Regions from separate parts of the Homo sapiens genome. Here region 2 is linked to region 1. The links are chromatin loops, found by intact Hi-C in ENCODE. Cell type or tissue: OCI-LY7. All regions are shown on one strand. Links, peaks and the distances in the headings refer to the core of each region. The heading gives the core; the rest is flanking DNA.

Region 1 (11,161 bases), core at 3,876-6,375:
TTTTTTCTGCTTCACATACCTAAAGGGGCAAAGGTCAAATCCCCTCAGCTGCAGATGAGGTCATATTGCTGATCGCCTGCAGCTGATCACAATAAAAACAAGTTCTCCCATGTGATCCATCCTCCCTATTTAGGAGCAGTGATGTCATCTCTAGTGAGACAGGATGAGACATGCAACTTGTTTTAAATTGAACTACATAAATTTTTCTTCTGACTTCACTGCAATCTTTTATTTACATTTTAGCAAAAGGATTAGTTTGGTCATCGTTTCAAACTAAAAAACACCCATAAATGAAATAGAGGGAGATTATATTTTATAAGTAGTCATTCATATTAAGTTGAGCCACATGAAATCGCCATTTTTCTATGTAAAATGATTGGATATTGGCAATTTCATGGTTCATCCTAATACTTCCAAAGCACCTACCTCCTAGAATATTAAACAAGTTCTAGAATCAGGCAGACCTTAGTTTGAATTCCAACTCTGCCATTTACTAGCTGGGTGATCTTAAAACTTTAGGGTAACTTTCAGAACCTCACTTTACTAAATTAAAAAAAATGAATAACATAATATGTACCTCACAGGGTTATAGCTAACACCTGTAAAGTCCTTAGGAAATCATTTGCCTACAGGAGGCACTCAATCCATGGTGTTAGTAACAATAGAATTAATACTGGTAGTGTAGTAACATAGGTCCCTTAGCCAAAGCCCTAGGGTCAGATGTGTTTCAGAGCTCGTAACTTCTCTGATTTTAGAAAAATCAGAAAAGTTATGAGTGGTGCTTATACTACTGTATACTACTGTATACTTATTATATAGTAGTATAATATTATAGTATTATAATATTATACAGTACTATAATATTATAGTATTATATAGTAGTAGATATATTAGATACCATGAGGATATTATGAGTAGTGCTTATACTACTGTACTGTAGTGCTTATACTCAGGACTAGCTACATAATTTACAGGGCTCTGTGGTGGGGGTGGGGAAAGCAAGGCATCTTGTTAAAAAATTATTAAGGATTTCATGATGCCACAGCAGAGCTTTTAGCCAAGTGCAGGGTCATTGTTAAGTGTAGGGCCCTGTGTGACTGCCCTGTTGTTTACATACTGTCTCAATATATACCCACAGTGTTACAGATCTTTTAGAATTTGTCTAGTACATTTTCCAGTTTTCACCAGGAATCTGCCTCCCCACCCCCCACAAAAAGTGAATAAAAAGAAAGGAAAAAGAAAACAAATAAATAAAATATATGTATACCCACAGCAAGGTCTGAGGACAGTATTCAAACACATTAATGCTTCTCTAGGAAAATGTTTGAATATTGACACTAAGTGGAGTACTTGACATGAAAAAATGCTCACCATCACTGGCCATCAGAGAAATGCAAATTAAAAGCACAATGAGATACCATCTCACACCAGTTAGAATGGCAATCATTAAAAAGTCAGGAAACAACAGGTGCTGAAGAGGATGTGGAGAAATAGGAACACTTTTACACTGTTGGTGGGACTGTAAACTAGTTCAACCATTGTAGAAGTCAGTGTGGCGATTCCTCAGGGATCTAGAACTAGAAATACCATTTGACCCAGCCATCCCATTACTGGATATATACCCAAAGGACTATAAATCATGCTGCTATAAAGACACATGCACATGTATGTTTATTGTGGCACTATTCACAATAGCAAAGACTTGGAACTAACCCAAATGTCCAACAATGATAGACTAGATTAAGAAAATGTGGCACATATACACCATGGAATACTATGCAGCCATAAAAATGATGAGTTCATGTCCTTTGTAGGGACATGGATGAAACTGGAAATCATCATTCTCAGTAAACTATCGCAAGAACAAAAAACCAAACACCGCATATTCTCACTCATAGGTGGGAATTGAACAATGAGAACACATGGCCACAGGAAGCGGAACATCACACTCTGGGGACTGTTGTGGGGTGGGGGGAGGGGGGAGGGATAGCATTAGGAGATATACCTAATGCTAAATGACGAGTTAATGGGTGCAGCACACCAGCATGGCACATGTATACATATGTAACTAACCTGCACATTGTGCACATGTACCCTAAAACTTAAAGTATAATAATAAAATAAAAAAAAAACAATTAAAAAAAAAGACTGTAAATATCTTTCTGTCAGTTCAGGTCAGATTTACCACCAAATGCATTTACCACAAACTTAGGAAAACCTTGCAGTTTTCAGAACATTTTGGATCTGGAATTTCAGATAAGGGACTGTAGTGGGGTTTACATTGTGTTTTCCAGGCTAGCCACACATTGGGGGTTTATGTAACAGACCTGAAGGTCAATCTGAGAATATTGAAGCCAAGGGCAATTGGGTTCGAATCCTGTTTTGACACATAGTAGTTGTGAGACTTTAGGCAAGACACTTTGGAGGCAGGGTTATAATGTGGTTCCCTAGGAGCCTTGGCTGAAGGGATGGGAGGGAAATCACAGCCTTCATTTACTGGTGGATGGATGGGCAGCAAGCTTCTAATGACAACAATAAACATAACCAAACAATGCCCACCACCCCAAAAATGCAAACCCAACAATTTGACTTCGTCTTCTACTTTATTTAGAGTTCTGCCTTCACTTACTGTCTTCTGATGCCTCTCATCATGGTGTTAACTGTCATGCTAACATATTTTCTTTACAAATGCGCTCTTAATACAGAATGTGACCAGGGAGTGAAGCTGTGTGATATGGTTTGAATCTATGTCCCTGCCCAAATCTCATGTCGAAATGTAATCCTCAACATTAGAGGTGGGGCCTGGTGGGAGGTGATTGAATCATGGGGGCAGACCCTTCATAAATGGTTTAGCACCATCTCCTTGGTGTTGTTCTTGTGATAGAGTTCTCAGAGAGCTGGTTGTTTAAAAGTGTGTTGCTCCTCCCTCCTGACCCTGCCACTGTTCCCCCCTTGCTAGACACCTTGCTGTCCTTTTGCCTTCTGCTGTGATTGGAAGCTTCCTGAGGCTTCGCCAGAAGCAGAAGCCACTATGCTTCGTGTATTGCCTGCAGACCCATGAGCCAATTAAACCTCTTTTCGTAATAAATTACTCAGTCTCAGGTATTTCTTTATAGCAGTGTGAGAATGAACTAATACACTGTGCCTCCTGTCTAAGCATCCATCCCAGCTCTGTCTTTGGCCAAAATTTGAGTCTGTGGAATAATAATGGGTGCCATTTATTGCAACTTACCATTTTGGTGAACAAAGGGCAGTTCCATCCATGTATAGTAGGGGCTTGGAATCAGGTTTCTTATTGGAATCTATGATGTATTTATCAGAAGCTATATATACTTGTATTATCCTACAATGACTCAATGGAATGATTCCTGAGGCAAGCAGTCTTAATGAAACCAAGTTGATTTTTCTCACAATGCAGAAAGAAATCAGATTAATTTAACCTGTATAATATTTATTATTTTATTAATTATGTAATCTTCTTAGGATATAAAATAAGTGGACAGAATTTTTAAAAGTTTAAGAGGATGGGATTTTAATGGAAAACCGCAAAACACTTGAACAGAAAGAGATGCACAGACATACACTAGAAAAAAATACTATACCTTAATATCCTTACAGATTAAGAAATAAAATAGTTGATAGAATTGTCCTAGTGGAGCATGAGACAATGAAATCATTTCAAGCATGCTGGAGTGAGAAAATTAAGGTCAGAACCTGTATTTCATCCATTTGCATCCTAGAAAATGAGGCTGCCTAAGAAAGCAAGCATGACCAACTCCAATTATTTTTTGCAAGCGGCATGTGCAATTGTGCTATCATTCAATAGAAGTTCAAAGTAGGAAAGTATCTTATTATGGTTGAGAATACACCAAGAAATTTCCAGTGGAAACAACTGGATTGTTAAACTGAATGAAAATATTCAGAAATGAGTGTGTTTACCATAAAGTATCTAAATTCTAGATGCAAAACATCTGAATGTAAGTTATCCATGTAATAAGCAGAAGTGAGTATAAATAATACAATCATTGAGACCGAGAAAGAGGTGGGTTATTTGATAAGAACTGCAGATGACTACTTTCCCCAGGAAAGGTATGCCCTTCAGTAACCACCTACTACCATGTCTACCCTTACTTTTCGGAGGGAATAGCAGACTCTTCATAACTACTAGAGCCCTTTCTTATTTTGTGGGAGGTATGGGATGCCATGACTCCCTTGAAAAATCTGCACTTACCTTTTATGGGAGAAGTCTCATGCTTCACAATGTCTAGAGATTTGGAATTTCTAATTTTTTTTTCATGTTTCACAGTCTTCTTTCCAATCTCTTAATATGGTATTCATTTTACTCTTTAAAATTCCTCCCTTGATTTTACCTGCTATTTGTACAGTACATGTACAAGTTTAAAAATAAGAATAGCCATGCTTATATCGCATGGACTCTGTGCTAGGCACTGTTCTGAATGCTTCACATGTATCTATTCATCTAACCTCACAATGTCTCTAAGAGCCACCTTAATGATTACCATTTCCATCTTAAAAATGAGGAAACTGACTTACAGAGAGGTTAAGCACCTTGCATCACTAATAAGTGGCAGAGCCCTGATTTCGATCCAAGGAGTCTGGTTCCAAAATCTTGCTTAACCACTCATGCTACTGTTCTACCTTAGCAGACTTTCCCTTAGTAGGTTATTTTATTGGTGCCTTTAGTCCTGAATCATTTTATCCCTTCATGTTTGGAAAGTATTCAATTCTTATAACAAACCAGAAATAAATGCCAAAAGCATCTTTGAAATCTTTTGAACTTCTCCTATTTGAGACATTTTTTAGACCTATCATCATGGACTTCACTTTCCCAACAGACTTGGATTTTAACAACTTCAGCACAGTGTTGCTATAACATCAGATACTGGGAAGGCACAATGGGACTCACCCACTTAGATTTCTGTGATGGGGCTTACTTCACACTCTAGACTCCAGAATCTTAAATCTTTTTTTTTGAGGTGGAATTTCGCTCTTCTTGCCCAGGCTAGAGTGCAACGGCACGATCTCCAGAATCTTAATTTTAATGGGCAGTGAGGGTCAATCCAGTCAAATAATTTATTTAACAAATACCTGGAAGGGTTCTTAATCTTAGAACTTTAGGAATACAAAAATTTTTTTTGAGAATCATTGCACTCACATTCTGTATTTAATTACATACAGTTTATTCATATATGACAGTTATCAATTTATTGCCCCTTAGCTCCAAATTTACTCTCCAATATTTGTTCTGTGATAAAGGAAGGAATTATTGTAAGCATCTCCTTTACAGTGAGGATGATGTTCAACATCCTCAGTAGAGGGCACTAGAAGGACATAGGAGGCAAAAGGGGATCTTCTGCTGCTTCCAGTGATTGTAGGGTCAGTTAGTGGTGTGATGATGAAGACAGGGTTGTGCTGTGTCCCAGCCAAAAGCCCAGAATATTTGGCCCCTACACAACCTTGAAGCTCCTGCCTGACCTGGTGATCAATTTCCTGGTCCTTATTGACAGAGACACTAGGAAACACTGCACTCTAGGCCTCTTCTCCTCAGGGTATTTGTTCTTCTTATTACTCCTATGTCTCTAACCACTTTCTGAAGCTCACTTATACTCTCACCATGCCTGGAAGGTTGACTCTGCTTGCCAGCGTGCTGGCCACTGGCTGTATAAAGCGTGAGCCCCAGAGGGTTGTTTCCTGCTTGCTCAGTGACTGCAGAAGATCTGGTCCAGGCAAAGAGGAAACCTCTCTGCTGTCCACTGGGCTGCAATCTTACTTTTTCCAACCCAGACTTGGGGAGAAGTCACACGTTCCAAATTTGGCCTTTCTTTAGTGCTCTCCTCATCCTACGGTAGCATATTTAGCCTTAAAAATATTTTATAGTTACACTTTGACCATAGTTTAATAACTTTGTATATTAAACTTCCCCTGTTTAAATCACTATATGATTTCTGACTCCTGATTGGACCTGAACATCTATATGATAAATATATACAATAAAACAGAGAAGATATTCAATAGATTCTGGTGTCAGACCATTTCCTTTTTACTAGGAGTTTCCAACCCCATAGCTCTTTCTTGATATTCTTCATTTGTTTGTTTCATTCATAGTAGACTTAATTTTTTTGTAGTTAGGTTTACAGAAAAATGAACAGAAAAATGAGCAGAAAATACAGATAATTTCAATAGGACCCTTGCCCTCTCCCTTCAGTTTCCTCTGTTATTAACATCTTTCATTAGTGTGACATATCTGTTAGAATTGATAAGCCAATATTAATGCATTACTGTGAAATAAAGTCTATAGTTTACACCCAGTTGTACATTCTGTGTTTTTTCAAATGTATCTGTCACTGCTGTATCCTACAGAATAGTTTCACTGCCCTAAAAATTTTGTCCCTCCTTCTGACCTCCTGAACCCCTGACAACCACTGATCTTTGTACTATCTTCAGTTTTGCCTTTCCCAGAATGTCATATGGTTATATTGATACGGAATATAGCCTTTTCAGATTGACATCTTTTACTTAGCAATATATGTTTAAGGTTCTTCCATGCATTTTCATGTCTTCACACCTCATTTCTTTTTATTGCTAAATAATTCATCATATCTGGATGTACCACAGTTTATTTTTTTTACTTCCAACTTTTATTTTAGGTTCAGGGGTACATGTGCATGTTTGTTATATAGGTAAATTGCATGTTGTGGGGGTTTGGTATACAGATTATTTCATCACCCATGTAATGAACATAGTACCTGAGTAGTTTTTTGATCCTCTCCCTCCTCCTACCCTCCATCCTCAAGTAGAACCTAGTATCTATTTTTCCCTTCTTTGTGTCCATCTGTGCTCAATGTTTAGCTCCGACTTATAAGACAGAACATGTGATATTTGGTTTTCTGTTCCTGCATTAATTTGCTTAGGATAATGGCTTCCACCTCCATCCATGCTTCCACAAAGGACATGATTTCATTCTTTTTTATGGCTGCATAGTATTCCATGTGCACCGCGGTTTCTTTATCCATTCACCTATTGAAGGACAGCTTGGTTGTTTCCAAGTTTGGGAAATTATGAATAAAACTGCTATAAATATTTATGTGCTTTTTTTGCATAGACAAAAATTTTAAACTTCTTTTGGATAAATACCAAGGAGCATTATTACTGGATCTTGTGGTAAGAATGTTTAGGTTTTAAAGAAATTGCCAAAGTGTCTTACACAGTGACCTGTACCATTTTGCCTGCCTGCCTGCCTTCCTTGCTCCAATTTTCTTTCTTTCTTCTCTGAAGACAACTGTATAATGTGGCACTGCACAATCTCTCTCTAACCAAAGGGTGCAACCCCAGTGTTCTGCTGAAGATGCTCTACCTTCTTTTCTTGTGACATATAGTGACCTCTGCTTGCTGTGACCCTAGAAGGGGCTTTAAAGTTGGTTTGGAAGGAGGATGCTTAGGCCTGCTGTATCACAGGAACATAGATTCTCCTTTTCATTCAGGATTGTGACACTTGCTGTGTAATTCAACTGCAGGATATAGCTTCCCTTCATGAAATCAGCTTCTTAATTGTTGGCAGAATTGGGAACCTTGGAAAATAAAGCCAAAAGGTTATGGAGATATTAAGTGGAAAACAGCTAGACATTTAAAAATATATAGTTCCTGAAGGACACTCCCTGAATGCCTATACATTAGAAGTTCCTGTTGGTTGAGGATGGCTAATAGTCTCCCATAGAAAAGAGCCAATGAGGACTCATCAATATTCCAGAATAAGCTTTGGATTTGGAGGTTTGAGAGAGGAGTGAGTTATGAATATGTAAGGAAAGCTCTTTGCACATGGAACTATTTTATAATTCAGCCTCATGTGTCTCCTAAAGCCTGACAGCTCTCAGTTGACTCTTCTCTGATCTCACAGCTTCCTGCATTCTCCTTCATCCTTCCTCAAAACAATTATGCTCTAGGCATTGAATAGAAAATTCTCTGCTGTTCAACATGCCATAAAATGAGAAGAACTAGGGAGAAGCATTCATTTCTTGCTTATACCACAGAAGAATTAAGATGGAAAAAATGGGCATGAGATTCCATGTTTTTCCTTAGGACAGTATTTCCCTCTGCTGGTGAAAGCCTGTAACTTTTTTATCACCAGTTAATGTAGCTTGAAAAGAAGTAATCAACCAGGATTGTCATTTGAGTCTGTGTTCTGGGGAATCATTTGGTGTTCTCTTGCACATAATGTGTAGTTTTTAGAATCTAACAAAACTGCAGTGGAAATGATGTGTTACCTCTTCTTATTTTTTCACATATTCAATTCTAAAATATCCTTTCCCAAACAATGCTCTGGTGTCTGGGAGAAACTGCATTTATTTCACCAAATGAGCATCTCTCTCTCAGCTTGTGGTTTACTTTCCTCAGAGCCCAATTAATTATAATTTAGAAGGGAACCTCTTTTAATGCTTATCCCTGAAAACTCTCCTCTTTCTCTCCAGAGAATTAATGGTGTAATTGTATTCCATAGAGTTTGGAAATAATAGGTGTCTCACATCAAATTCAGTTGGCATAATAAGATCCTTGTGATTTTTGTAACCTGAAGCTATTCCACAAATTTCTCTCTTCTGAGGAAGGTTAACTCAGACAGTCCTAGAGGAATTGGGCTGTTATAGTGCCTTACCTGGAAGTAGACCACAGGAGATTTCTTAATAGACTCAAAAGAGGATAACTGAGCCCTATAACATGTACACATTTTAACACTAGTGTGATTTTTGCATGGATATTTAGCAAAAAGAAAGAAACAAATGTAAATACAGGGAGAAAAAGGAAATTGGCTTTGGGATTTGACTCACCTCTACATTTTGATGAAGGCAATGGGGTAAATAATTAAAACAATGTATTTATAGATGGCTTTTAGAGTATTACCTGAATGCTGTTGCTACTGCAATGGGCTTAGGTGATGTATTATGAGCATAAATATTTACCTGTATCCTTAACACACTAATAATTATTCCAAGCTTACCTCCTAATTTATTTTGACAGCTTGAATGTCCTCTTTTTGATTCTGTTTTTAACTATGTGTGTTTTTTGAATTGAATATTTACTTTCTCCTAAAACTAATATTATTTTGGGAAGTCTTAAAAACTAATTTTCAAAAAAGGTGAAACTCATGACTGTCAAAGAAATAAAAATGAACAGACGGTAAATATTTTATTCTACTCATTTACCAATGAGGGAACCAGGGAGATGTTACAGCTGGCTCAGAAGAGAATCTGAAGACCAGACACATTTATAAATCAGAAATATTAAAATGAACTTGCAGGTGGGGGCAAAATTGGTTTTTCCACAGGAGGGGAAGGGAAATCAATTGGACTTTTATTGAACAGGATGGAATTTGCATGTCAATAGGCAAGAATTATTTTTGTGTTGTTACCATTTATTTTCAATTTACAGAGTTGCAAACTAGCTTAAAGACAATAAAACAGTTGAATCAGATAATCCTTAAGGTGTCCTTTAAAGTGTAAACTTCCAGTATATTTTTTCTCCTGCAGGAGAAAATAATTTTCTATTTGATCCTCTTTCCTCAATCAGTTTCCTTAGAAAACAGGCAGATGTAAGGCTCTCTCTGCAACTCCTAAGTTTCTAGATTAGATTCTTCTTGTTATTTCTCTCATACATGACACAGTGAAGTTAGATAAGAATTTGGATAGTGCACATGTGAGATGATCCATCGTTAGAAGTCTTCCCCCCGATGAAGTTTTATTTAACTATGTAAAATATCCAATTTTCTTTGTTTCTTAGTTTATATTTATTTTGTTCATTGACTTTTTCTTTCAATTCCATTTAGCAAATATTTTTGAATCACTTATCCAGCGTCAGCTTTAAGAAAATAGAAGTAAGACAAAGCCTCTGTCCTCAAGAAACTTGAATACAACAGATATGAACTTTACTTCATATACTCAGAGATACAAAACATATCAACATGCTTTAGTTTCTTTAAATCAAATATATTCTGAATCTGAGACCCAGCCACCTGTTTAGCAGAAAATTTAATCTCATTCATTACCTGTCTTCCTTGGAATCATATGTAAGTCCCAAGAGTTTTATTGAAAAGCTGATGGGTTTATGAAACTATTAACTCAAGGCTGAGTAGAATAAGAATTAATAACATGGGACTGAATGAACTGGTGAGAGAAGATAATGGTTTTTCTTTGGAATATTGTTAGTTCTTTAATGCTCCATTTTTTGGATATAAGAAACCCCTTTCTTTTTTCTCTTAAACTATCCATAAATTACAATGATTTAGTATATTATACTTTTGTAAACAGAAATGAAACATTTATCTTTTCCCTTTCCTGATCCCTTCAGAATTCCAAAGCTCTTTTTGAATATTCTTATTTTCATGGTAATATAATTATTTACATAAGTTCAATAAGAATCTACCTTTTTTATTTTACCAGGACATAATTGGAAACATTGGTTGTATTAACCAAGGCTTTGACTGGAATGTTATATTTAAGAATAATAGGCATAGAATCAGATATGACCAGACAGATTTAAGGAGTTAAGGTTGACTTTACGGAACCAATGCTTAAAAAGCCCTTCTAGAAAAAATAGCCTGGGAACTAACTTATAGTGTTTGCAGCATTCCATGTGAGTAATGTAGTTTTTATTCAGGCAGGCCTAGGAAACTTAGAGTATTTTGGGGACTTCAAGGAGAGAGGGATTCACCCAAATTGGTAGGTATTGAAGGTAAAATCTGGTGGCAAAGTCTTGGCTTGGTTTCCTAGTCTTGAGAGGATTTTAGAAGTCTAATCTGAGATTCCTTATGAAAAGTTTCAGCAAAGCAAACTTAAAAAGGTCTTTGTGGTCAATTATAGTCTTGCTGCACCTAGGTAAACAATCATGCCAGATCTAATGAGACCAGACTTATTCTGAAGACAAGAATAACCTTACTTTAGTTATCTTTAATCAAAATGAGGGTGATTGTAGTGAGAAATTTTGTATTTTCATGGAAAGCTATAGCATACTTTTCTGAGTGTTCATTGTTTTAGAGCTATTTTTCGCCTCCTGGTAACTCCATTTTACTTTCTACTTTATTATCTATCTGTAAACTAGACTGGAACCTCCTCAACTTTTCTAGTTTCCTCTGAAATCTGGCTACATATCTCCA
Region 2 (11,161 bases), core at 4,034-6,533, 180 kb after region 1:
TACTTCTATAGTGAACTCATTTTTGACATAGGTGCCAAGAACAGACATTGGAGAAAGGACAATCTCTTCAAAAAGGTGCTGTGAAAACCGGATATCCATATGCAGAAGATGGAAACTAGACCCCAATCTCTCACCATATAAAAATGTCAAACTAAAATGGATTGGAGACTTAAATCTAAGACCTGAAGCCATGAAACTACTAAAAGAAAACTAATGAAACTTTTTAGGTCATTGGTCTGGGCAAATATTTCTTTAGTAATACCTCAAAAGCACAGGATACCAAAGCAAAAATGGGATCACATGAAGTTAAATAGCTTCTTCACAGCAAAAGAAACAATTTTAAAAAATGAAGAGACAACCCACAGAATGGGAGAAAGCTTTTTTTTCTAATTATTTTACTAACTTTTATTTTAAGTTCTGGGGTACATGTGCAGAATGTGCAGGTTTGTTACATAGGTAGACGTGTACCATGGTGGTTTGCTGCACAGATCAACCCATCATCCAGTTATTAAGCCCAGCACCCATTAGCTGTTCTTCCTGATGCTCTCCCTCCCCAGCATGCCCAACAGGCCCCAGTGTGTGTTTTTCCCCACAATGTGTTCATGTGTTCTCATCATTCAACTCCCACTGATGAGTGAGAACAGGTGGTGTTTGGTTTTCTGTTCCTACATTAGTTTGCTGAAGATAACAGCTTCCAGCTATATCCATGTCCCTGCAAAGGACATGATCTCATTCCTTTTTATGGCTGCATAGTATTCCATAGTGTATATGTACCACATTTTCTTTATCCAGTCTACTGCTGATGGACATTTGGGTTGATTCCATGCCTTTGCTATTGCAAACAGTGCTTTAATGAACATATGTGTGTATGTATCTTTATAATAGAATGATTTCTATTCCTTTGGGTTTATACCCAGTAATGGAATTGCCGGGTCAAGTGGTATTTCTGCTTCTAGATCTTTGAGGAATTGTCACACTGTCTTCCACAATGCTTGTACCAATTTACATTCTCATCAACAGTGTAGAAGTGTTCCTTTTTCTCCACAACCTCACCAGCATCTGTTGTTTCTTGACTTTTTAATAACTGCTATTCTCACTGGTGTGAGATGGTATCTCATTGTGATTTTGATTTGCATTTCTCTAATGATCAATGATGTTGAACTTTTTTCATGTTTGTTGGCTGCATGAATGTCTTTTTTGAGAAGTGGCTGTTCATGTCCTTTGCCCAATTTTTGATGCGGCTGTGTGTTTCTTGTAAATTTGTTTAAGTTCCTTGTAAATACTGAACAGTAGACTTTTGTCAGATGGATAGACTGGAAAAATTTTCTCCCATTTTGTAGGTTGTCTGTTCAGTCTAATGACAGTTTCTTTTGTTGTGCAGAAGGTCTTTAGTTTAATTAGATCCCATTTGTTAATTTTTGCTTTTGTTGCAAATGCTTTTGGTATTCTAATCATGAAATCTTTGTCACTATCTATCTGACAAGGAATTAATAACTAGAAAATATATGAATATTAAAAAGTAGAAAAAAATCTAAAAATTCAATCAAAAACGGGCAAACAATCCAAATAGACATCTCTCAAAAGGAGACATAAAAATGGCAAACAGGTATATGAAAAGTTGCCCAACATCATTTATCATCAGAGAAATGCAAATCAAAACTACAATAAGATATCATCTCACCCTGTTAAAATGGCTTTTATCCACATGTCAGGCAATAACATGCTGGTCAGGATGTGGAGAAAAGAGAGCCCTCGTACACTGTTTTCTGGGAATGTAAGTGTATGAAGAACAGTTTGGAAGTTTCTCAAAAAACTAAAAATAGAACTACCATATGATGCAGCAATCCCACTGTTGGGTATATATATCCAAAGGTAAGAAAATTAGTTTATTGAAATGATACCTGCACTCCATGCTTATTGCAACACTATTCATAATAGCTAAGACTTGGAAGCAATCTTTCACCAGCAGACAAATGGATACAGAGAATGTGGCACATGTACACCATGGAATACTGCACAGCTATAAAAAAAGGATGAGGTCATGTCCTTTGCAGCAACATGGATGGAACTGGAGGCCATTATCTTATGTGAACTAACACAGGAACAGAAAACCAACTACCGCATGTTCTTACTTATAAGTGAGAGCTAAACATTGAATACATACGGACACACAAAAAAGAGTGCAACAGACACAGGACCTACTTGATGGTGGGAGGGCCGTGGGTGAGGACTGAAAAACTTCCTATCCTGTACAATGCTTATTACCTGAGTGGTGAAGTAATCGGTACACCAAACTCCTGTGGCATGCAGTTTACCTATATAACAAACCTGCAAGTGCACCCCTCAACCTAAGACAAAAATTTTTTTAGAAAGGAAGAAAATAGTGACAGGAAACTTTCCAGGGTGGCAAGGGCAATGTTCTAATATATCTTGATTGCAAAGTTGGTTACACATTTGCTAAAATTTATCCAACTCTATACTTAGAATATGTACATTTAATATGTAATAGTGAATCAATTACAAATAAATCCAGCAGACTAGAAGCAGCTAGTGTGTGCTGTTCTCATGAAGTGAAAAAAAGAGTGGGGTGTAATTACTAGATCTTCAGCTGGAACATCGAGGTCACATTGGGATTCATCAAGGAAACAACTCAGAATGGAGAAGAACAAGTGGATTGGTTCCCTCAAGGGTGGCATGGAGCCAGGGGAGGCTTCCTTACCTGGTGAAATGGCGAGAGTGCGAGAATTCCTTGTGACCAACACTTCTGCCGTGGGCCTTGCAACCCTGGACTCAAGGTGATCCCCCTGTGAGCCCACCTCACCAGGGCCTGCAGACTGACAGAGACCCATGCGGAGTCTGAGCAGAGCGGTAGCTCAGGCACACATGAAGTCCCAACTCTTGGAGCCTTGATTCCTCAGGCATCCTGGAGTTAGCAGCTGCAGCTCTGGTCATTGAGGAGGTCAAGTTCCCCCACACTTCCCCAGGAAAGGGGCCAAGTACAGGGGGCTGAGCAGTTACAGACTGCAGGCCTCGTCTTTACTGTATTTCACAGGATAAGGCCCACTGGCCTAGGTCTCCAGCCACTCCCCATCTGGGCTCTTGGGCTAGTAGCAGCTCTGCACTTCCCTGGATGGAGTTCCCAGTGAGAGAGGCCAGCCACCATTTTTGCTGTCTCACAGACCCTACTACTATAGCCTTCAGGCTCTAGTGGTGATTAGAGAGTGGCATGGATTTCCAACACAATATAGTCATCCCACAGAAATGGTGGCTAGACTATTTGTTTAGGTGGGTCCCTGATTCCACTTTTCCTCACTGGGCAGGACACCCCAACTTGGGACTCCAGCCACCCCCTGACCAGGGTTCTCAGACCATCAGGAGCTCTGCACTTGCCCGGGATGGAGCTCCCAGAGGGAGAGGCTGGCTGCAATTTTTGCTGTCTCACAGCCTCCACTGCTATAGCCTTCAGGCTCTGGAGAGCAAGTGGTGATTAGGGAGTGTTTTCAGTCCCCTGCACAGTGTAGCCAACCCATGCAAAAGCATACAGATTGTTTTTTATACAGGTCCCCGATCCTGCTTCTCCTCACTGGGACTTCAGCCACCCACCACTGGGGTTCTTGAGCCATTAGCAGCTCCGCAATGGACAGAACTCCCAGAGTGAGAGGCCAGCTGCCATTTTTGCTGTCTCACAGTCCCCACTGCTATAGCCTTCAGGCTGTGGAGAGTGCATTGTGATTAGGGAGTGGTGTGGTTCCCCAGCATAGCACAGCCATACCGTGGAAAAGTGGCCAGACTGTTCTCCACACAGGTGCCTGTCACTGCTTTTCCTCACTGGGCAGGACTTCCCAACCTGGGACTCCAGCACCACTACCCTGCCCTCACTTGAATACTGCAGTCAGAAGCAGTTCCGCATTTCTCTGAGGAGGAAATCCCAGAGACAACTCATAACCTCTCTGCCATTGCACCTACAGTGGTACCATCCTAACTGCCCTTGGCAGAGGAAGGAACAAAGGGCCTAGTCTCTCACCTGCAGCATACCACAGCAGTCATATAGACAGGAGTCCAGTGACTTTTAACTGTGAGCCCCTACTCCCAACTATTCACCAGGAAGGGAAGAGCATGCCCACTGGTAGTGGCTCTGTGTTTCCCTGGAGAGGGGCTCCCAGAGGCAACTGGGCTCTCCTGCCACTGCCACAGCAATGGTTCTGCCCCTAATGTCTTTGATCTGGGGAAGAAACAAAGAGCCTAAGGTCGTCACCTAAGCTGCCATCATACCACAGTCACCATAGAGAGAGGAGCACAGTTCCTCATCGCTGTGAACCCTTGAGTCCCCATTCTTCAACAAACAGAGCCACCATCTAGGGCCAGCAGAGCAGCCACCCCAAACCCATGGCTGAACATTCCCAGTAGCAGTGGCTTTATGTTTCTCTGAGGTCAAGCTTCCAGAGGCAATAGAAAACTCCCTGCCACTGCCATTGCAGTAGTACTGCATTTGCTGCCCTCAGATCAGGGAGGAGCAAAGACCCTCAGTGCTTTAACCACACCTCCAGCAAGCTGCAGTTGCCCTAAGGAGGAGACGCCAGTCTTTCTTCCCCAGCTCCCACACTCTGCTGTTTCTCACCACGCAGGGCCTCCCTGGCTTAGGCTCACAGCTCAGCCAACCTATCCTGTGCAAATCACACTGATTGATAGTGGCTCTGCATCTCTCTAGGGTCAGCCCCAAGAGATAGGTGGAAAACCCACTACCACAACCAATGCTAAGATCCCTTCCCCTGCTGCCTCCAAGCTGAGGACGAAACATAAGGCCTGAGATTGTCCCAGAGCTTCAGTGTGCAGCCTGGGAGTGCCAAGCTGAGATCTTAGGATAGGAGAGGAGCCCATACCTTCAGATCACTGAGAGGGAGCACAGCTACAATCATGAGGAAATACAAAGAAGCCTTCTGACTGGGAAAAAAGAGCCTACCTACTGGCCATTACACTTAAGCGCCACCTAGTGGATCACAGCCCAAAACAGCAACACAAGAAATAACTTGGCTGATACACTCCCCTGTGAAACTAAGGACATGAATTCAGCTACAAATAAAGACCCTGCACAAAGCCTTGGCCCGCTGAAAACATCCAGAAAAAGTCTACTGACTACTCATTTACACTGCAATTAAAGGAATACTAGCCCACACAGATGAGAAAGAACCAGTGCAAGAATTCTGGCAACTCAAAAAGCCAGAGCACCTTCTTTCCTCCAAAATTTCATGTTACTTCCCCAGCAAGGGTTCTTAACCAGGCTGAAATGGCTGAAATGACAGATATATAATTCAGAATATGGATAAGAATGAAGATCATTAAGATTCAGAAGAATGTTGAAACCCATTCCAAGGAAGCTGAGAATTACAATAAAATGATACAAGAGCTGATAAATGAAATAGCCATTATAAAAAACAACCAAACTGATCTAATAGAGCTGGAAAACACACTACAAAAATTGCATAATGCAATAGCAAGTATTAACAGCAGAATAGACCAAGCTGAGGAAAGAATCTCAGAGCTCAGAGACTGGCTGTCTGAAATAAATCAGTCAGAGAGAAATAAAAAAGAACGAATAAAACCCACAAGAAATATGGGAATATGTAAAGAGGCCAAATGTATGACTTGTTGGTGTCCCTGAAAGAAACAGGGAAAAAGCAAGCTACTTGGAGAAAATATTTCAGGATATCATCTATGAAAACTTCTCAAACTTTCCCGAAGAGAACAACATTCAAATTGAGGAAGTGCAGAGAACTTCTGTGAGATATTACACAAAAATACTATCCCCAAGATACATAATTATCTGATTCATCAAGGTCAAAATGAAAGAAAAAAATGGTAAAGTCAGCTTGAGAAAAGAGGTAGGTCACCTGCAAAGGGAACCCCATCAGGGTAACAGCAGTACTTTCAACAGAAACCCTATAAGCCAGAAGAGATTGGGGGCCTACATTAAACATTCTAAAAGAAAAAAAAAATTCAATCACAAATCATTAGAGAAATGCAAATCAAAACTACAGTGAGATACCATCTCACACCAGTCAGAATGACTATGATTAAAAACTAAAAAAATAACAGGTGCTGGTGAGGTTTTGGAGAAAAGAGAATGTTTATACACTGCTGGTGGGAGTGTAAATTAGTTTAGCCCCCGTAGAGAGCAGTTTGGAGATTTATTTTATTTTATTATTATTATACTTAAGTTTTAGGGTACATGTGCACAATGTGCAGGTTTGTTACATATGTATACATGTGCCATGTTGGTGTGCTGCACCCATTAACTCGTCATTTAGCATTAGGTATATCTCCTAATGCTATCCCTCCCCTCTCCCCCCACAACAGACACCGGTGTGTGATGTTCCCTTTCTTGTGTCCATGTGTTCTCATTGTTCAATTCCCATCTGTGAGTGAAATTTCTCAAAGAACTTAAAACAGAACTACCATTAGACCTAGCAATCTCATTAGTGGGTATATATCCAAAGGAATATAAATCATTCTACCGTAAAGACACATGCACTTGTATGTTCCATGTAGCAATTTTCACAATAGCAAAGACATGGAATCAACCTAAATGCCCATCAATGGTAGAATGGATGAAGAAAGTGTGATACATATACATCATAGAATACTATGCAGCCATAAAAAGAATACAATCATGTCCTTTGCAGCAGCATGGATGGAGCTAAAGGCCATTATACTAATCAAATTAACACAGGAACAGAAAATCAAATACTGCATGTTCAGATTTACAAGTGGGAGCTAAACAATAATGACACATGGATACTAGGAGAGGATCAACAGACACTGGAACTTACTTGAAGGTAGGGGGTGGGAAAAAGGAGAGGATAGGAAAAAATACCTAATAAGTATAATACCAGGTATTGTGCTTATTTCCTGGGTAACAAAGTTACCTGTACAACAAACCTCCGTGACATGTAGTTTACCTGTACAACAAACCTGCACATGTAACCCTGAACCTAAAAGTTAAAAAATAAAAATAAAAAATAAAAGGAACAATGTATATTTGGTTAGATTGCTGAAAGCTTCAATTATTTAATGATTATTAAATTATGCAATTTATAAGTAAGAAGTTGGAAATCAAAGTGAATGGCTCAGTTACATGGGAAGTAAAACTGCCTCATCGTAGTCAATTGTAGCAATTACGACAGCAAATGAGGACAAAGCCCAAGCAGCTTGTTCATTTTCTCTGTCATGAACCTGAATATTTATGACAATGAATTCATCTGGAATTTCACAAGAAATTAAACCATAACAGAAGTGACTTCTAATTCCCCTCTCCACCAGAAATGATGTAATAAAGTGCTATAAATTTCATTAATGGGCTCGTTTCCTTCCTTGCTGTGGAACATCAACCACAGTCCTGCCAGGTGGGTACACTGATTAAATGCCATATAACCCTAGGAAGGACATTAACGACCACTGGAGATTCTATATAGACATAATAATATGCAAAACTCTAGGAGAATGCATGTGCATGGCTAGTTTAGAGCAAATGTAACATATTTCTTTCATATTAAAAACTAGGAGTTTTTATGAGAAATGTATGTTTGATCTTTGACAACTACAATTTTTAAAAATTGTTTTTAAACAACATAGGCTTATGTTGATGAATAATCAGAGGCTGCAAGTAAAAACATTACAAATAATAGTAGAGGATCAACCTGTGCTTATTTATAATTGACATGTAAAACAGAATCTGACTTGAATATAATTTTTTACTATATCAAATGTGAATTGAAAGTGATTAGAAAAATTTATTCTATCATATGCGTATCAACATAACCCCAATTGCAAATTGATAATGCAGACATTTCCTAGATACCATAATACTATTTCCCCCTATTAATCAGCTTACTCAGAATGCACCTAATAGAGTAAAACTCTGAAATGTTTTATCTCCCCAGATAGACTCTAATTTTTATATGGATACCTTTCCTACCAGTTATTGGCTTTTGCTGGAAAGACTATAATAGGAAAAGTTCACAATGTTTATAATATTAATAATTTAAGCTTTTTTCTAACGTTAATAATAAATTATCTTTTATTAAGGTCTTATAATATGCTCAGCTATTTGATAAGTGCTCTGTCAGCAGTATTTCTATTAATCCTCACCATAACCTTTTATGAAAGTGTTGTGTTGTTAACTTCCATTTTATAGATAGGGAAACCAGGGCATCAGCAGGTAAAGTGTTTTTCCAAAGGTCTCACAGATGACGGCAAAAAGTGGGATCACGATTTATACTCTGATTAGTGTGCCTCCTAAGTTCAAACTACTTACTACTCACACTGATACTTCTCATCTCTCTTACCTCATGGCATAATATGCATTCAGTAGAATAAACAGTTTGAACCTTAGCAAAAATTGTGCAATATTACCTAATGTTCCAAATAATTTGGAAGCATTTTATATGTGTTCACTATAAACCAAGTCATAAGAAATGATTTACTTGTTATATAAACACACTTTTAAGTTGTTATAACTTGACTGAGTTGTTAAACTTTTTATAGTGCGACCTGACAGAGTTTAACTTATTATTTTTATGTAAACACTTAATGTCTTTGTATTTGATCTTTTAGTGTTTACATATTAGCTTGAGAATCTTGGCTTTTGCCTATTTATAGAATCAAATATTCTTAGTTTAAAGGTAAATTACAGATTACTAGTTCAGTATCACATTAAATGCAGTCATCCTCTGTTTATGTTTCCTCCATAACCTTTGTGATTATCTTCAGTAATAAATCTATCAAATATTCTCTACTGTGTCACTATGCTGAGAATAGCTATAACACACATATGAAATTGAGTTCATATTGTTTTATGTATAAAAAATAAACCCACTAAATAATTAAAAAATAGTTTTCTAAATGTCTTTCTTAAAGATTGCCCTTAAAAAGGACTTTCAGTAAGATAAAATATTAACCCTGAGGAAAAAGTGAGTTCCGAGAAGGAATAGGAAGCAAAGATACTTAAAAATATTAAACTAAAAATGTATTTAGAAAAGTGTAATAAAAGTTTCACATAGTTTTTGGAGATAAACAGCAAGTTATCATTCTTGTTTAGGAAAAGAACCAAAATGTTAACTAATTTTTTTACTTTTTCAGAAAAATATAAAGCTAATTAGGTTTTAAAACTTCAAAGGAGAGCACTAAATTCATGGAAATAAATGCTATCCCTTCTAATTCAGGAGAAGAAAAAAGAAAACTACCTTATCAATACAACAAGAAGTCAGGAAAAGAGGTAAGTAAAATATGTTTCATTATAAGATTGCAGAAATAAATCTAAATGTATTAGTAATCACAATAAAATTTCTTTGATTCAGTACAACCAGTAAAATATATAGATTATAGGATTGGATAAAGCTGTAATAGCTACACTTTATAAAAGACACTTGTAAAAGGAACATGAAGATTTAAATGCAGATACTTTAACATAATGAATTAGGAAAATATCAAAGAAAAATTGTTGTCCAAGATGATTTTACATCTGAAAGAAAACAATTTTATGGTGCTTAAAAGTACATTTATAAATTTTGACTAATTTGGGTTTATGCCAGGAATTTAAGGATAGCATAACATCAGAAATATTTACGTGATCCATCACATTAACAGACTGAAGAAAAGTTGTAGATAATTTCAATATATGCAGTAATATTGGAAAAATTTAATAATTCATTATTTTCAAAAATCTTAAAAAACTAGGAATTGAAAGAAACACCCTTAAGTCTTATCTATTGTAAACAGTGCTACAACAAACGTAGGAGTGTTATTATTTCTTCAATACACTAATTTACTTTCTTTTGGGTATATAACCAGTAGTGGGATTGCTGGATCATATGGTAGCTCATCTTTTAGTTTTATGAGAAACCTCCAAATGGTTCTGCATACCTATATGTCCATCAAACAGATGAATGGATTTGAAAAATGTGGTACATATACACAATGGAGTACTATTAAGCCATAAAAAAGGATGAGATCTAGTCATTTGCAACAATATGGATGAAACTGGAGATCATTATGTTAAGTGAAATAAGCCAACTACAGAAAGACAAATATCACATATTCTCACTTATTTGTGGGATCTAAAAATCAAAACAGTTGAACTCATGGACATAGAGAATAGAAGGATGGTTACCAGAGGCTGGGAAGGGTAGTGGGGTGTTGGGTGGGGGGGGGTGGGGATGATTAATGGGTACAAAAACAACAGAAAGAATGAATAAGACTTACCATTTGATAGCACAATAGGGTGACTATTGTCAATAATAACTTAACTGTATATTTTTAAATAACTTAATGTATTTGATTGGTTGTAACTCAAAGGATAAAAGCTTGAGGGGATAAATACCTCATTGTCCATGATGTGCTTATTTCACACTGCATGCCTGTATCAAAACATCTCATGTACCACATAAATATATACACCTACTATATACCCTCAAAATTTTAAAAAATAATTCTAAAAATTTTTAAAAAGAAAAAGATGGAAAGAATGAAGAAGACCTACTATTTGATAGCACAACAGGGTGACTATAGTCAATAATAACTGAATTGTACATTTTAAAACAACTTAAAAAGTGTAAATGCATTGTACATAACTCAAAGGATAAATGCTTGAGGGGATGGATACCCCATTCTCCATGACATGCCTATTTCACATTGCATGTCTGTATCAAAACATCCCATGTACCCCATAAATATATATAGCTACTAGGTGGCCAAAAAAATTAAAAATTTAAAAAAGAAACTCCTTTAAATTGATAAAACCAAAACTTGCATCAAATTGTATTAGTCCATTCCCATGCTGCTATGAAGAAATACTTGAGACTGAGTAATTTATAAACAAAAGAGGTTTAATTGACTCACAGTTCCACATAACTGGGGAGGCCTCAGGAAACTTACAATCATGGTGGAAGGCCCCTCTTCACAGGGCGGCAGGGAGAGAATGAGTGCAAGCAGGGGAAATACCAGACACTTATAAAACCAACAGATCTTGTGAGACTCACTGATTATCACGAGAACAGCATGGGGGAAATTATCCCCATGATTCAATTACATCCACCTGGTCCCACCCTTGACATTTGGGGATTATGAGGATTACAATTCAAGATGAGATTTGGGTGGAGTCCCAGAG

Evidence for each region. Peaks named below come from ENCODE experiments on the same cell type or tissue, not always from the same donor. Only the 100,000 strongest peaks of a DNase experiment are listed, where the experiment ranks them.
Region 2: a loop joins it to region 1, with 13 times the contacts of the local background. A loop is called at or near these places in 2 of 110 quality-filtered maps.

What each region holds. Positions count from the first base shown.
Region 1 is chr3:98,986,252-98,997,412 of GRCh38, forward strand. The region is part of intron 2 of LINC00973 (long intergenic non-protein coding RNA 973); the gene reads left to right. LOC124906343 (U7 small nuclear RNA) reads left to right here and starts at 1,136; the gene lies at 1,136-1,198. In OCI-LY7, for the core only: CTCF peaks have their summits at 5,336 (motif pointing right) and 5,546; a DNase peak (open chromatin) is centred at 5,350.
Region 2 is chr3:99,168,243-99,179,403 of GRCh38, forward strand. No RefSeq gene overlaps it. Among named protein-coding and RNA genes, the nearest start is that of LINC00973, 260 kb to the left of the region's middle. In OCI-LY7, for the core only: CTCF peaks have their summits at 4,981 (motif pointing left) and 5,193; a DNase peak (open chromatin) is centred at 4,979.